Regions from separate parts of the Mus musculus genome. Here region 2 is linked to region 1. Evidence: chromatin loops called from intact Hi-C (ENCODE). Cell type or tissue: left cerebral cortex. All regions are shown on one strand. Links, peaks and the distances in the headings refer to the core of each region. The heading gives the core; the rest is flanking DNA.

Region 1 (2,914 bases), core at 232-2,731:
ACATTTTGAAGTAAAGCATATTGGCACACATTTTGAATTCCTCCGTTGGGATGGTAGAGGCAGAACTGCATACTGAGATCAAGGTTAGCCTGTGTACCACTGTGGGATCCTTTCCTTAAAAATCAAAAAACTGCTGAGTATAGTGGTGTACACTTTTAATCCTGGGAGACAGAGGCATATGGATCTCTGTGAAAGGCCAACTTGGTCTATATAGTGAGTTCCAGGTCACTCAAATCTACATACATAGACCCTGTCTCAAAATAATAAAATAATAATAATCTTCACAAATCTAAAGAATCCCTGGTTTCCTTTTCTGTTGGGTTAGTGCCCCTTTTCTAGCTGAGCTGATTTCAGTTAAGTTAGAGAAAGACAGAGCTAGAAGTTCCTAGAGAAAGTGAATTCCTGTTGTGTTTTCTCGGCATGGGCCCTGTTTGAGCTGCTCTTTACTTTTTGTGTATTTTCCTTAAAAGCTGTCTAAAGAGCAAAGGCTTTTATCAGGCAAGCTCACAGGTATTTGGGACCTCATCCTGTTAGTGTAGACTGCCCCCGTTCCCTAACATTTACAGGGACAGGTCTATCTTGAGGCAGCCAGAATAGGCCAAACAGGAGTCTCACTTCAGGTTTACCAGGCTTTCTGAGGGCTTTGTGGGTTTTCAGAGCATTGTTCTATTTTCCCTTGTTCTACCAAAGGCCTTTTAAGTTTTGTCCATGACCCTTTCAGTTCTATTTGTGATATTCTAAGATTCATGTTCAGAATAATGTTGGACAAGTGTAGAGTGATACAGAGGAGAAATTCCCCCCACCTGAGCATCAAACAATTCATATTTTGGTGTGTCCTAGGTCTCTTGCCCACAGGAATTAGGTAACTCATTTTTGTCCCCTCCCCTTCCACCTACACGTGGTTGAGATTGCTCTTTCTAAAGATTTGGTACAGTGATAAAGACCAGTCTGAAAAGGCAAATATCTGAGCAGAGCAAGGCCCTTGGGGTCTCTAATATAAGACATGGCCTAACAGGCTTTTTGTGAGTTATAAATTACGAGTTTTTATTTGGCAGGGGCAGGGTTTGCAGAAGCTCCACAGCACACAAACTCACGTCACTGGGCTTAGACCAGGCAGTTAACCCGCTGAACTACCTCACCAGCCTTTCAAAACAAAACAAGAGTCTTGCTGTCTGTCTAGCCCAGGCTGACCTAGAATTCCTCTTCTGTCTTCTGAGTTGTAGGATCACAGGCATGTGCTACCACGCCTGGCTCAGTAGTCCTTCTGTTCTGAGAACTCATAGATCAGGGCAAGGATGGTTTGAGATGCTTTAAGTGTTGTCAGGAGATGTCTGTCACAATTTACAGAGGAGGCCAACTAAAGGACAACCAAAAACAGTTTTCAAATTACAACTTTTCGAACACTCCCTCATATGACTGTAATTGCCTTTTGTTGTGTAACCTGACATTGCTTTGCATCTTTCCAGTGAGTCTGTTTTCATCCATGCCAGTGCTTTCTCACGGGTTGCTTGCTTCCTTGTGTTGTTGCAGACCCCTGTAAAAGAACCCAACAGTGAAAACGTAGATATCAGCAGTGGAGGAGGCGTGACGGGCTGGAAGAGCAAGTGCTGCTGAGTGCTCTCCTGTCCATCTGCTGCCATCCACCATCCGGTTCTCTTCTTGCTGCAAAATAAAACACTCTGTCCATTTTTAACTCTAAACAGATATTTTTGTTTCTCATCTTAACTATTCAATCCACCTATTTTATTTGTTCTTTCATCTGTGACTGCTTGCGGACTATTATAATTTTCTTCAAACAAACAAACAAAAATGTATAGAGAAATCATGTCTGTGAGTTCATTTTGAGATTTACTTGCTCACTCAGCCCTGCACTTCAGTTGTATTATAGTCCAGTTCTTATCAACATTAAACTAGAGCAATCATTTCAACTATTCTGCAAATTGTATAAGAATAAAAGTTAGAATTAACAATTTTATTTTGTACAACAGTGGGATTTTCTGTCATGAATAATGTGCTTGATCCCTATAATCTATAGACGTGATAGCAAAGAAACAAAAGCCAGGAAAACACTCATTTTCGCCTTGAACTGTATGTGGGTTAATTTGTCCTGTGCCTTATGTGGAAAGGAACGTCTTTGGTTTTCTTTTTTTGTTTTGGTGGAAGCATGAGCAGGAGACATTTCATCCCAGCATAAACTCCTTCAGATGCTTGTGGTTTGCTTGGCTGTATCTTTCACGATAGTTAACTGAGGACAAAGGGTAATGCAGAAGTGATATTTGATTTCCATTCTCATTCCCAGTGGCCTTGATATTTAAACTGATTCCTGCCACCAGGTCCTTGGGCCACCCTGTCCCTGCGTCTCATCTTTCTGCATGCTGCTTTGTTTGCCCCTACTACTCCTGGTGTGAGTTATTTAAAGATGAAAGGTTTGTCAAGTTTAACATACAGCACTGATTTTACCTTGCTAAGTAAACAGAAAGATAAATTCTAACTGCCTATTAACTGTCAGTTAATTCGGGTCAGCCCCTCATTTACTCTCTCCCCAAACCTGCCCCGCTGTTGGCCTTCTGTCCCCCACCCCTTCCTGTCTATCCATGGAGTTTATGAAATGGAAGAGTTAATTGCATGCACTAGTGTTTGGAGGGTGTTGTGGCTTGTCTTTCTAATTAGGTATATATCCTATTCACTTTCCTAGAGTAAACCTCCTAACCTGGATTTGACTAGTCTCCATTATGCCAGCTCCTCTGGCAGTTCGGCAGCCCAGGAAAGACTGGTTTTAAAAAAGAGCAAGAAGGAGTGGGTCTTAGTAGCGTTTGTCAAATGTATTGAGATTTGGCCTTTGAAGAACACATTTGGTATTAAGTTGTCTTTACTGTAAGATTTAGAAATGCATTATAATATTATTAATTTCAAG
Region 2 (2,914 bases), core at 160-2,659, 55 kb before region 1:
CATTTTACAAGGGTTTCAAAGGACTGGGCTGCAAGGATTCCAGGCCGGGTGGGTTTTGCTTCTTACTGGATAGCTCTGAAGGAAGGCTTTTTAGATTTATGATTCTTACAGTGCTCACCAGGATGACTGTTCTTGTTTTTCTGTATACCTTCAATTCTTACATATCCATATTAGAAATCATGTAAGTTTTTGTGATCCCATCTATTGCATACTGTTGCAAAAATAAATTATTGGTATGTTTCATATTTAAGTTTATGAGGCTAACAATTCAAAATCTGCAAAGTGAATCTAAAGTCACAGCTGGCGGTGGTTCTAATTCCAAAACTTGAGTGGCTAAGGCAGGAGGATCACAGGGTCAAATAGCAAGACTGCTAACAACATCGAAAAAGTGAGTCTAAGATCATTTGAATAATATTTAATATATATAATGTAATATATAACATATTATAATATATAATAATACAGAGGCAGGAGTCTATGCCTTTTTTCCCCCCTGTAGTTGCTAAGTCCTAGAAGAGGTGGGTGATGAATAATGAACAGAGGTAGGAGGAGAGATAGGATATAGTACAGTGATACCCTCTTCATACAGAACATACTGGACCAGGGCTAACTTATTTTACTACTTTACTTTTAATTTTCTTTCTGAGTATTGTGAAGTAAATAAATTGTGATCAGATTTTACTTAATAGTAAGTATTAGCTGTTTGATAATTGAGAAATTTGTGGGGTGTGTTTGTGTTGCATGTGGAGGCCAGAGGATGAGGTCAGGTGTGGGCCTCTGTTCTCTCCATTGTGCTTTTTGAGATAGGGTCGCTCATTGAACCCTGAGCCTGCTGATTGATTGCTGGCAAGCAAGCCCTCAAGATCCTCCTGTCTCATTTTTCCCAGTGCTGGGATTCCCTATGCCATGCCTAGCTTTTTACTTGGTTGTTGGAAATCTGCACTCAGGTTCTATGGTTTTACATCAGACACTCTAGGGCAAAACTGGTCTTAGAAATTTAATGATTGTTTGGAAAGTAATTAAGAAAGTAAGTAATTACTGGTTTTAGATGTACACAAATTTCAGTGGTTGATTTGACCGTAATTTTCTTGGCAGTATGCACTCTGGAAAGTATTACTCAATGATAGGATAATTACAAGAATTTGTTGTTGTTCTTCTTTTTCTTCTTTTTTCCTCTGTTAAGATTTATTAATTTATTTTATGTATATGAGTGCATTGTAGCTGTCTTCAGACATACCAGAAGAGGGCATCATATCTCTTTATAGATGGTCGTGAGCTACCATGTGGTTGCTGGTAATTGAACTCAGGACCTCTGGAAGAGCAGTCTGTGCTTTTAATGCCTGAGCCATCATACTAGCCCAAGAATTTGTTCTTAAAGTACATTTTTTCCCCCCATTTTTGTTTTTTTGAAACAGTGTTTCTCTGTCCTTAGCTGTTCTGGAACTTGCTTTGTAGACCAGGTTGGTTTCAAACTCAGGGATCCACCTGCCTCTGCCTCCCAAGTGCTGGGATTAAATGTATGAGCCATCACCACCTGGCAAAGCACACGTGTCCATGTGTTTTGTGTGTGTGTGTGTGTGTGTGTTAGCTTAATATTATTTATTTTATGTGTTTGAGTGTTTTGTCTCCACGTTTGTATGTAGACTTTGTGCCTAGTGTCCTTTGAAGCCAGAGGTGGTAGATCTTCCAGAACTGGGGTTGTAGACAGGAGCCACTATGTGGGTGCTGGGAACTAAATCCAGGTCCTCTGCAAGTACTCTTAACTGCTGAGCCATCTCTCCAGCCTGTTTGGTTTTTTGAGAACAGGGTTTCTCTGGTAGTACTGGTGTCCTGGAACTCAGTCTGTAGACTAGGCTTGCCTCAAATTGTAAAAATTTGTCTGCCTCTGCCTCTGGAGTGCTGGGATAAAAGGCAATAGCTACTACCCCTAGCCAAAGCACACATTCTTCTTCTTTTTTTTTAAAAAAAGATTTATTTATTTTATATATGTGAGTACACTGTAACTGTACAGATGGTTGTGAGCTTTCGTGTGGTTGTTGGGAATTGAATTTTTAGGACTGCTCGTTCCAGTCAACTCTGCTCGCTCAGTCCCTGCTTGCTCCAGCCCAAAGATTTATTATTACTATACTTAAGTACACTGTAGTTGACTTCAGACGCACCAGAAGAGGGCATCAGATCTCATTATGGGTGGTTGTGAGCCACCATGTGGTTGCTGGAATTTGAACTCAGGACCTTCAGAAGAGCAGTCAGTGCTCTTAACTTCTGAGCTATCTCTCAGCCCCAAAGCACACATTCTTAATGTATTGTTTTCACTAGATGTCTGTCATTTGGTCCTTAACCCTCCCTCCACACCTAGATTTCTTCCATTTTTAAGGTTAGTGTCTTCACTGAATAATGTAGTCCCTGGCCTCAATGTAAGAAAGTTAAATTGATAAAGACTTGCCTCTGAGAGAAGTGTAGTATCTTTTTATTATCTGAGTGCATTAGCCGAGCTTCTACTAACCTCCATTAAAGACTGTTGATTAGGCCAGCACAGTGGCTCAGCAGTTCAGGCCACTTGTGCCAAGCCTGATGACCTGAGCTTTTCCTTGGGACCCACTTGGTAGGAGAGATCAACAACTCCAAGTTGCTCTCTGATATCTGCATGTATGCTGTGACACTTGAGAGTGTGTATGTACATACATACATACATACATACACACACATACATACACAGACTAGAGTCAAATCAATCAATAAGTGTAAATTACTTTTCCCTAAGAATCAGTTGATTTAACTAGATGTTGTGGCACATACCTGTAATCCCAGTACTCAGAAGGCAGAGGATATAAGTGTAAGGCTATCTTGATCTACAAGGAAGAATCCAGGCTGGCCAGGGATAAGCTGGACATGGCGGCACAACCTTGTAATGCCA

Evidence for each region. Peaks named below come from ENCODE experiments on the same cell type or tissue, not always from the same donor. Only the 100,000 strongest peaks of a DNase experiment are listed, where the experiment ranks them.
Region 2: it touches region 1 in a loop (7-fold over the local background); 15 of 42 quality-filtered maps call a loop at or near these places.

Annotation. Positions count from the first base shown.
Region 1 is chr12:3,248,487-3,251,400 of GRCm38, reverse strand. Rab10 (RAB10, member RAS oncogene family) reads left to right here. Exons shown (of 6, transcript NM_016676.5): 6 at 1,531-2,914. The coding sequence ends at 1,614. It overlaps Rab10os (RAB10, member RAS oncogene family, opposite strand), which reads right to left. Exons shown (of 7, transcript NR_015551.1): 7 at 1,027-1,534. Among named protein-coding and RNA genes, the nearest start is that of Rab10os, 14 kb to the right of the region's middle. In left cerebral cortex, for the core only: no CTCF peak of the experiment used is centred there; a DNase peak (open chromatin) is centred at 1,512; H3K27ac peaks cover 216 bases.
Region 2 is chr12:3,303,786-3,306,699 of GRCm38, reverse strand. The region is part of intron 1 of Rab10 (RAB10, member RAS oncogene family); the gene reads left to right. Among named protein-coding and RNA genes, the nearest start is that of Rab10, 4.7 kb to the left of the region's middle. In left cerebral cortex, for the core only: a CTCF peak has its summit at 1,230 (motif pointing right); no DNase peak of the experiment used is centred there.